Linked DNA regions of Homo sapiens: region 2 is linked to region 1. A link is an interaction called in ENCODE POLR2A ChIA-PET data of the cell type or tissue named here. Cell type or tissue: HCT116. All regions are shown on one strand. Each heading gives the region's core, and the rest is flanking DNA. Links, peaks and the distances in the headings are about the cores only. Region 1 overlaps LUZP1 (leucine zipper protein 1). Region 2 holds the start of LYPLA2 (lysophospholipase 2).

Region 1 (5,371 bases), core at 255-5,254:
CAAACTAACAATGACAAAAGAGTATAAAGGAACAAATAAGTACAACCACAAATAGGGCAGTACTATACTACAGGCAATACTAAGTACCTTATATACATGATTTCTGCAGGTATCAGGAATCTCAGATCATTTACTTTACATGTTCCTACGTTACTCCACGGAGGTTTTCCCTCAATGTCCACACAAAAACAATATGGTAATCCCTGGACATGTAAAATGCTTAGCAGAATACCTTGCACATAAGTCACAACAAACAGTAAGCTACTACTATTATTCTATTCAGCTTTCACAATAACCTTATGGGGCAAGGACTCTCAAATTTTCCCAAAGTACGCAGCTAGCAAGGACAGTCAGAGTGAATCTAGGTCCAATTCCAAAGTTTATATTCTTTTAAGAATACCATACTGTTTGGCCAAGTCACTGATTTTCTCTATGCTTTAGTTCCTCTGAAAAAATAAAAGAATATCAACTACCTTACAGCAACACTATGCAATAAAGTTAGCAAAAGCACTTTGAAAAGTCCTATGCATACCTAAAGTAAGTTTCATCAGGGAAAATCCTCCTAAAAATAGTGATTCACTAAGATCATCCCTTCTCCCCAGAGTAAACAAGGAACTAGACTGAAAATGGGGTTAGGAGGTCACTTATCTCTGACCTTTTGGCCCTAAGTAGCCAGGATAAGAAATGCTTTGCTACCTCCTGGATCATCCAAAAGCAAAGTAGACACCTCTCTTTCTACTGCCTCCCTTACTCTGTGTTAAGTATGTTTATCCAGGCAAAATTCATTTATTTAGCAGACATTTATAGAACACCTATGATGCACCCAGCATTTTGCCAAGATAAGTAGAAAATCTTACCCTTGCCTTTAAGGAATCATACAGATATAACCAATCATAAAACTATGATAAAGAAGCCTTCCCTGACCATCTTACATAAGATAGCACCCACCCTTTTGCATCCTGTCTTCTATCCTGCTTTTTTTTTTCCTTAGCATATTGTATCATCATACATATAACCGGAAGCTCAGAAGAAGTGATTAAATGTGCCTAAGGGTGGGGTCTGGGAAGGAAACTGTTTATATTAAACCTTGGGAAACCATAAGAAGGTTTTTACAAAGGGAAGGACAGTCTCACTTTTCATGCCACCCCTACATTAGTACCTGGCTCAGTTCTAATTCACGCTAGCAACATACAGTGCCAACTGTCTCTCATTCAGGGCTCTTTCTATCAAAGTTCCTGAACCCAGTTCCAAGTGGCCCCATCCAGCATTTTGGAGGGTGGCTCTTCTTCCTGTCCTGGCAGATCAGGAAGGTCTGAAATAGAACATAATCAGGCCTGCCCTGCCCCTTCTCCCAACACAGCTGCCATGATTCACTTCCTGTTCCCAATAGTCATTTAAAGAGGGGTCGGCAAACTTTTTTTTAAAAAGTTTGATAGTATACACATAAGTATGCAAACTTAGTTTGAGAGTAAATATTTTAGGCTTTATAGGATCTAAGGTTTCTATTCCAGCTACTGAACTCTGACAATGTAGTGATGAAGCAACCACATATATACTGTACAGAAGTGAATGAACATAACTATGTTTCAATTAAACTTGATTTAAAAAAACAGGCAGTGGGCAGGGCATGGTAGCTCATGCCTGTAATCCCAGCACTTTGGTAAGATGAGCGGGGAGGATTGCTTGAGGCCAGGAGTTCAAGGCCAGTCTTGGCAATACTGCAAGACCCTGTCTCTACTTAAATAAACCATTAAAAATTTAAAAAGCAAAAGACAGTGGGCCTGTCTGCCAGAATTTGCCAATCTCTGATCTAAAGGATAATAGGAGCTTTTATTTTATTTTATATTTCATTTCATTTCATTTTTCATTTCATTTCATTTGATTTCATTTCTTTTTTTATTGAGACAGGGTCTACCAGGCTGTCATGCAGTGGAGCAATCACAGCTCACTGCAGCTTCTACCTTCTAGCCTCAAGCAATCCTCCCACCTTAAGTCTCCCAAGCAGCTGGGACTCAGACACATGCCACCATGCCTGGCTAATTTTTCTCATTTTTTTTTTTTGTAGAGAAGGGGTCTCTATGCTGACCAGGCTGGTCCCAAACTCCTGGACTCAAGCCATCCTCCCACTTCGCCCTTCGAGCCTTCTAAAGTACTGGGATTACAGACGCGAGCCACCGCCCCTGGCCAAGAGCTATTTTCAAGCAGCTTCCTCCTGACCACTTGTAGTTACCTGTTTTAAAATCTTAGGCTGTCTAAGCCTCACCATCAACTCTTGCACATTTCTATCTAATTACAGGGCTTACATTATTTTTCCCAGAATCACAAATTCATGTATTTTGGATACGCAAACTCAAGAGTGAGGGACCCAGCTAGCATACAGAGATTCTTCATGTTGGAAAGGATTTAGAGATCATCTAGTCCAACCTCCCACTCAATGCGGACGTTATCTAGCAAGTAGTTACTCAGCTTCCGTTCAAACACTTCTAATGACAAGAATGACAGTCACTTCCTCCCAAGACAACTCACTCCATCTTTGGACAGCTCTAAGGTAAGATACCCTACTTATTTTTCTTCTTGGCACATTTAACCACCTGATTACTTGTAAATTTATTTACATTGATTCTTCTTACCAGAAAGTAGGATGCATGAGGTCAGAAGTGTAGTTTTTTGTGTTTGTAATTTTTTTATTGCTGTATTCCCCGCCCCTTGAACAGTGCCTAGTACATAAAGAGTATAATATAGTTGTTTATTGGGAAGGAGGGAGGGAGGAAGAGAGGGAGAGAGGGAGGGAGGGAGGGAGGGAGGGAGGGAGGGAGGGAGGGAGAGAGGGAGAGAGGGAGGGAGGGGGGAAGGAGGGAGGGAGGGGGGGAAGGAGGGAGGGAGTGAACAAGCTAACAAAACAATGCTGTATTCGGGGAATTTAATTCAGCATGGCTGACACCAGAGACACAAGGGGAAGAGCAATTAACTGGTAAGGTCTCTGTGGTAGGTTTGAGGCCCCTGAAATGTCACAGTAAGTTCAGAGGCTGAGGGTGTACTGTTTGAGGAACATTCCCTTATCTCCTTTCCTTCCAAGCCCCCACAACCCACAGCCATTCCGATGGTAAACATCTTTTTTTCTTTTTCTTTTTTTTTTTTTGAGACGGAATCTCGTTCCATCGTCCAGGTTGGAGTGAAGAGGCACGATCTCAGCTCACTGCAACCTTCGTTTGCTGGGTTCAAGGGATTCTCGAGAACTGCCTCAGCCTCCCGAGTAGCTGGGATTACAGGTGTGCGCCACCACGCCCAGCTAATTTTTCTATTTTTAGTAGAGACAGGTTTCACTATGTTGCCAACACTGGTCTTGAACTCCTGACCTCAAGTGATCCACAAGCCTCGGCCTCCCAAAGTGCTGGGATTACAGGTGTGAGCCACCACGCCTGGCCCAATGGTAAACATCTTTTAATGCATCTGTTCTCTGAGGCCTTTTCAAACCATCCTTCCCCGCAAGAGAAATGCACCATCCTAAATTCTGTAGATGCTTCTATCACTATATCCATGATACTTAAAATATCTGTCATCCTCTGCTGGGCTCTGAGAGCAGGGACTGTGTTATCTTCATTTTTCAGTCCTGGGCACTGAATACAGTGACAGGGGCAAGGTAGGAACCTTATAAATGTTTTGTAAATAAATTAATGTAATAGTTTTATTGTATTCTGTACTGGCCAAATTTACATAAAGGGGACTATTTTCAGATCTAGGCACTACATTCTAGGAAAGATGCTTAGCCTTTATGCCAGAGGCTGAAATGCAGGTGCCAAAGAGATCAGGCCAATGATTTAAATGAGTTAAAGGGCCTAGAAGGACTATGGCTAAGAGGGGCTATGCCCTACTTTTATATATAATCTCTTAAATGTAGCCAATGAATTCAGATTTCAAAAAAGAGGAAATAAAAAGAATACCACTGTATAGTCCCTCCAAAACATACATGCCTGCAAGTGGATATGGGAAGCAAATTTGCAACCTGTATTGGACAAAGGGATTAAGTAAGAGAGTAACACAATCAGAACTGCAGTTTTTGAAAGGCCATTCTAGCAGGATAAACTAGGGTGCTATTGTAATAGTCAAGGCAAGAGATGGGATAAGGGCCTGAACCAGGACAGTAGCAATGGGGTAAAAGGGTGGGATGGATGAAAGATGACCTGGTCTGCCCAGTTCTAATAATGAAGTCCAAGATTGCATGAACGAATCTGATAGCCACAGTACCAATTTGTAGGTTCATACTGGCTTTGTTTCCAAATAAACTGTTAAATCTCATTTTTAATAATTGAAATATGGGGCTTAATTCTTTTGCAGGCAACGTGATACAATGATTAAAGTTTACGAACTCTGAAGCCAGGCAGCCTAAGTTCAAACCCTGACTTTATTAGCTACTAGCTGTGTGACCTTGGATAAGTCATTTGAATTCTCTATGCTTCAATACCTATAAGGTTATGGTATGTGTAAATAAGTTAATGCAAGAATTGCTTAGACTAGTACCTGGTCTATAGTAAGTGTCATGTAAGTTTCAGCTTAAATTATTATTTATTATTTTTGGATTTCAACTTCTTAGTTTCAATCCCTTGACTAAATATTCTCTACACTGTCTAGCCTGCAAACATTCGCTATTTAAGTCTCATAGGCATGTCTTTTCTATATCTTCATCCAAATTGATGTTCAAAAACAAAATATAACCAAAATCATTAAAAACACCTCCTATAGATTAACACTGATCTATTACAATTCCTGAGTGCAACTATTCAAGAAGCTCCAAAGCCAGGTAAAATTTTTTTTTTTGTCTTGGGATCACATGAGAAAACATTAAATACCTAATGTTAGCACTTAAGACACATTACCTTTGTAGCACATTCCAATCCTCCAGCGACCTAGGAATCTTTCCAAAAATGAAATGCTCTGATATATATATCAAACTGCTATATGGTAATTATCTCTGGATAATGTGCTTTTTTTCTGTTTTTGCTTATGTCTATTCTCTAATATTTTTATACTGAACTTGTACCGATCGTTTAAATAAAATCATGGCAAGGCTTAAAGAAAAAAAAGAATTGTTATCAGCTAGCATGATTTATTCTTAGTGAACACAAGCTGGCTTCTAGGGATCACTGTTCTCATTCTTTGATCAATCAATTTTAGAATTTTACCAGAGATCACTGTCAAGTTTCCAATGACATCCTCAAACCCCTGTGACCCAGACGTTAACTCCAAATAAATCAAACACCTCTCAAATGGGCACAGTGGCTCATGCCTATAATCCTAGCGCACTTTGGGAGGCTGAGGCAGGCAGACAGCTTGAGCCCAGGAGTTCAAGACCAGCCTCGGCAACATGGTGAAA
Region 2 (5,371 bases), core at 130-5,129, 690 kb after region 1:
TAATCTGGTCAGTAAGATTGAGACTTAGTTAAGATTCCCCTTGGAAATTCCTTAATGTTTATTAGCTTCTAACTAGTGTTGTAAGTCCGATGCCAGAATTTGGAGATTTGAGTTCTTCTTTTCATGGCTTTTATTCACTGTGACTAATAAGCTTCCTAATAAATCCTTGCCAGACTTAATGTTTGTATTTTCTTTTGAGTTCTTGATAGCCACTGATGCAACTTTCATTTCATGGGGAACTGTACTGAACTTTGAAATTTTTTGTTGTTGTTTTGGACTAGGTAGATTATAGGAAGTGCCACAATTAAATCAAGACTGGAGCCGGGCGCGGTGGCTCACGCCTGTAATCCCAGCACTTTGGGAGGCCGAGGTGGGCGGATCACGAGGTCAGGAGATCGAGACCACGGTGAAACCGTCTCTACCAAAAATACAAAAAATTAGCCGGGTGCGGTGGCGGGAGCCTGTAGTCCCAGCTACTCAGGAGGCTGAGGCAGGAGAATGGCATGAACCCGGGAAGCGGAGCTTGCAGTGACCTGAGATTGCACCACTGCACTCCAGCCTGGGTGACAGAGTGAGACTCCGTCTCAAAAAAAAAAAAAAAAAAAATCAAGACTGGATCAGTTTCTCCAGGAATGGTCAAGCTTAATTTTGTACAGTAGGCCAAAAACACTCCTACACCCATATATAGTAAAGAAGAAGGTGGGGTTGAAAACCTGTATTTCACAGAAATTAACTGGGCATGGTGGCGTGCACCTGTAGTCCCAGCCACTTGGGAGGCTGAGGTGGGAGGATCACTGGAGCCCAGGAGGTCGAGGCTACAGTAAGCCATGATTGCGCCACTGCACCCCAGCCTGAGGCAACAGAGTGAGACCTTGTCTCAAAACAACAACAACAAAACCCTATATTTCATTTTGCACAAAAGGAAGTGATTTGTAGAATGACATTTACAAAAATAAGGGAGAACAGATTTTGGAGCTCATCAGAAGAAATGAGGGTGAGGAAAGTAATTGAGCAGCTCATGTGGTCTCCAGGTAGACCAAAGACTTTGGACTTAAATTTTGAAAGTCAGTTTAGCAATTGAAGAGAATGTAAGTATCTAAAAAGGGGATTTGATATGGTCAGTATTCTCTCCCTTGCAGAAAACAGGAACAGGTAATAAAGGGAATTAGTGTTGAATCTGATCCTTTTGGGAGAATTCCTCTGAGGCATTGGCCCATGCTGTTGTTTGGAGGATATAGCCACTGTTTCTCCAGCCTGTCCTAGGAAAGGTCTGCTACCACCAAACCTTGTTGGCCCTCAAAATTTCTAAAATGCAGCCTGAAATAAACCAGAATGCAAATGCTGTTCTTGAAAAGCATGAAGGGTCCTATTCACTCAGCCACAGCCTCTTTATTTCAGTTGGATCATTTTTTGGAGTTAAAAGAAGGGCTATGTTTAAATTTGGAGTAGGGGGAAAAATAAAGTTAAAAATCTTAGAGCAGACTAGCCCTTCACTAATTCCACTAATTAAAGCATTAATCACAGCTCCTGGGACTGAGCCTCTGAATTTGAAGCTTCACTCTGAAGAATTTGTTTTAAGTGTCATGGTGTCTCAGGTGATCGAGGTTGCAGGAGGAACTGTTCATTCTTCCATAAGTGGGGACATTACCCTCCATTTTCTTTTGACATTCAGTCCTGGGTCCTTGGCTTGTGGTGGTCCCATAGGCTCAAAGGTTTCCTGCCCCGAATCCTGGTATTGTAGGCTCCCTGACCTGTTGAGTACTTAGGACCAAAGTGCCTCTGGGCCTGGGGGAAAGTGCTTTGTTGAGCTTCCAACTTTGTACTGTTTTCTTTTTCTTTTCTTTCTTTTTTTTTTTTTTTTTTTTTTGAGACAGAGTCTCGCTTTGTTGCCCAGGCTGGAGTGTAGTGGCACTATCTTGGCTCACTGCAAGCTCCGCCTCCCGGGTTCACGCCATTCTCCTGCCTCAGCCTCCCCCCGAGTAGCTAGGACTACAGGCGCCCGCCACAGCGCCAGGCTAATTTTTTGTATTTTTAGTAGAGACAGGGTTTCACCGTGTTAGCCAGGATGGTCTCGATCTCCTGACCTCGTGATCCGCCCGCCTCAGCCTCCCAAAGTGCTGGGATTACAGGAGTGAGCCACCGCGCCTGGCTGTACTGTTTTCTTTCTGTTCAAAGAAAACACTAGTATAGGTTAGGCTGGGAGAGTGAGTCCTAAGCGGCTGAGGGTCAAGTGTGACTCATTTCCTATTTGCAGATCCCCACACATTCTCAGGGACATGCTCCTTCAACTCAGTTTGCCTGCCTTCTGACTTTTCTGTGGTCCCTGATACCTATTTCCACTTCAGCTTGATGGCAGCGTTTTGTGCACTGTCTGCATGACATTGCTTGTGAAGGGCAGCGCTAACACTGCCAGTGCCTGTCCAGCTCTCCTGATACGGCCTTTGTATTTTTCCTAGGTCCTTTTTTGCGTGATTAACACCTCACGCTGTGATTTTACTGTATAAACCATGTTCACACAACCTCATTTAAGCCTACCAACAAAGCTGTGAAGGAGGCAGGGTGGTTATTACCATTTTATATATCAGGAAGCAGATCCAGAGAGGCAGAATTTAAATGGAATCCCGAGGTTGCTGTTTACATGCCTTCCTTGAGCCTCAGTTTCCCCATCTTCAAGGCTGGAGAACTAGATGATCTGTAAGGTCTCTTCGGTTCAGAGTGTGTCATTCCATTCATGATCCTGGAATAGGGCATGAAAGCCAGTGGCAGACACCCGAGGCCTTAAGAGGTGTGTCCCATGAGGATGGGAAGGTGGTAAAGTTTATGCAAACAATAGTGTGAGGGATGCCTCTCCTTCCGGTCGGCCCTCCTCCAGGAGGCGCATGGGTGGTGGTAGCAAGTGGGAGTCTTGGGTGCCCTGTCTCGAATCTACAAGGTGGGAGCGGGTGAGAACCCAGCGACTGCGCGGCTGAATGACAGGGAGTAGCCCCGCCGCCTCCAACATGGCAGCTTCTATCCAGCGAAGCCGGGTCCCCGCTTCCGGGTTCCGTACTGTCGGCCAGGCTACTTCCGGCAGCGCGATGGCTGGGTTCCCGGGACTCGAACGGAAGTTCCGGCGGGGGCGGCCGAGGGGGAAGAGTGTGTCTGCGGGAGAAAGAGGAGAATCGCCCAAGCGGCCTCGGAAGTCCCAGGGAGTGGAGGTACCCAGCCGGCGGCTGCGGAGGATGGGCGTGTAGGGGGAGGTCGGCCTCGGGAGGGTCCCGGAGAGCGGGGAGGGGGAACCGTGATGGGGGGGATGGGGGTGGGGAGTGAGGTGCGAAGGCGCTGTCCAGTCTTGGGGACTTCGGGAGTGGAGCGGGGCTAGGCAAGGGGGTGTCTGAGTATAAAGAGACAGACTTCAGGGTCGGAAATAGAAGAGCCCATTGTGGGGCGGGGGCTTCCCCAGAGTCAAAGGTACAAAGCTTTATTGTGGGCAGGTGGGAGTCCTGGGTCAGGGTAGAAAATTTCACTGGGTAGGGTGACCTTTGGTCAGAACAGAAGTTCCCATTGTGGGGAGCGGGAGATCCTGGGTCAGGGTGGAAGTTCTCAAGGTGTATAGAGAGAGACAGGTCAGGGGGAAGGCACCCCTCCGAGGAGGGAGCCTGGGCGGGAGGTGCAAGTCCCCACGGTGGAGAAGGAAGGGAATCGCAGCTCAGGGCAGGAGGTGCATTCCCCATGGGAAGAGGAACCCCGGGTCACAGGTGAACGATCCCATTGTGGGGAGCTGCCCTCAGGGGTCAGAGATGGAAGGTGAGGCCAGTTGGGAGGGGTGGGCAGGCACTTGAGGCAGGTAGTGGAAGCTTCCGGCGAGTTTGGAGGACGCCGAGGATGGGGAGGGGCCAGCCAGCCTGACATTCTTTTGTGTGTTTGGGAGTCCCAGAGCGTGGTCAAGCCAGGGCTCGTTTGCAGTCAGTGGCAGCAGCAGCAGGTAGCTCCGTTTAGGGGGGGCGTGGAGCACCAGTTTGGGGGTGGGTGGAGTTCTTACGCTTTCTGGGGACATGGGCAGCCCCCTGGGGGTCTGGGAATGGATGGGCCAGAAACTGCTGTGAAGGCTGGATGGGGGCTGGGTGGGGGGAGGTTGAGATGGGGGTTGGAGGCGGCACTGAGTAGGGGATGGAAGCTCCTTTCCCTGGCACTTTTCTCTCCATTTCCCATAGGGCCCGGAGTTGGGGAGGCAGGGACCCAGGGATGATTGGAGAGGAGGGGGAAGGCACTCACCCCTGAGGAGTTAGAGGGGGAATGAAGCAGGCGTGCCGCTGCCTCCCCTCTGCCCCCTGCCCTACAGTCCCTATGCCCTGCCTCTGCCTGTCTCCAGCAAGCTCAGGTCCTGTGGTTGGGCCAGAACCAGAGACACATGTTCTGGGCCACTAGGGAGGCTGTCTCTGCCTTTCAGCCCTGGAACTGAGGCAGACTTCTTCTCCTGTGCCCTGGGACTTCTTGCTTGACTATTCTTTGTGCCCAGGACAGAACCTGGGTGCTGTGTGGGGCTGATGGCCTGGTGGCCTCTTGGGCCAGGAGTGTGTCCTGTGCCTGGTTTTGCTCTTGACCGCCGCCCCGATGTATGCAGGCCCCCGCCGTGGAGCCGTGTGGTGTATGTGTGGTAACACCATGTCTGTGCCCCTGCTCACCGATGCTGCCACCGTGTCTGGAGCTGAGCGGGAAACGGCCGCGGTAAGGGTCCCCTTTCACCCACGGCCAGACACTGTGGGAGCAGCTGGAGGACCGGCTGGAGGGGGTGTGGGAAAATGGAGGTGGCAGTGATGAGCAGGGAGTATCCTGAGGCCAGCAGGCTCGGGGTAGTAACCTGTTTGGCTGCTACCTGGGTTCCCCCAGGTCCTTGGGGGTGGGGGAGGGGTGGGCAGAAGTTGGAGGACCTAGGGGAAGCCTTCCTGTCTCCCCATTTCCCATCCTTTTCCAGGTTATTTTTTTACATGGACTTGGAGACACAGGGTAAGTGACTGAGGAGGGGTGCTCCTTAAGGAGGGGTCCTGGCCCAGCAGCGGACTGGAGAGGCCTTCTCTTCCTACCACATCGGAGCCTTTTCTCCCGTCCCTCCTACAGGCACAGCTGGGCTGACGCCCTCTCCACCATCCGGCTCCCTCACGTCAAGTACATCTGTCCCCATGCGTGAGTGTCACCCCAGCAAGGGAGGGGCTGAGGCTGGGGATCATCTGGGGGTGGTCCTGTCATCCCAGGCCTGTTCTCTCCTGTCAGTTGCATCCTGGGGCTTGGGCTCAGGGCAGTCAGAAGTGGCATTTTCAGCCTGAGCTCCTGTGGAGCCCCCAGGAGTGGGGTCCAGCACCAGCCCCCAGCCCTAGGGCCTCCTAGACCTGAG

What was found. Peaks named below come from ENCODE experiments on the same cell type or tissue, not always from the same donor. Only the 100,000 strongest peaks of a DNase experiment are listed, where the experiment ranks them.
Region 2: POLR2A ChIA-PET joins it to region 1 with 5 read pairs; 1 of 35 experiments calls an interaction of 5 or more read pairs at or near these places.

Annotation. Positions count from the first base shown.
Region 1 is chr1:23,101,059-23,106,429 of GRCh38, forward strand. The region is part of intron 2 of LUZP1 (leucine zipper protein 1); the gene reads right to left. Among named protein-coding and RNA genes, the nearest start is that of MIR3115, 59 kb to the left of the region's middle. In HCT116, for the core only: no CTCF peak of the experiment used is centred there; a DNase peak (open chromatin) is centred at 2,493; H3K4me3 peaks cover 1,008 bases; H3K27ac peaks cover 454 bases.
Region 2 is chr1:23,788,054-23,793,424 of GRCh38, forward strand. It overlaps PITHD1 (PITH domain containing 1), which reads left to right. Exons shown (of 6, transcript NM_020362.5): 6 at 1-179. LYPLA2 (lysophospholipase 2) reads left to right here and starts at 3,092. Exons shown (of 10, transcript NM_007260.3): 1 at 3,092-3,197; 2 at 4,604-4,707; 3 at 4,955-4,986; 4 at 5,098-5,163. The coding sequence starts at 4,630. LOC105376860 (a long non-coding RNA gene) reads right to left here. Exons shown (of 2, transcript XR_947067.3): 2 at 2,561-2,737. RefSeq lists a silencer at 3,270-3,329. In HCT116, for the core only: no CTCF peak of the experiment used is centred there; DNase peaks (open chromatin) are centred at 2,210 and 3,028; H3K4me3 peaks cover 3,498 bases; H3K27ac peaks cover 4,704 bases.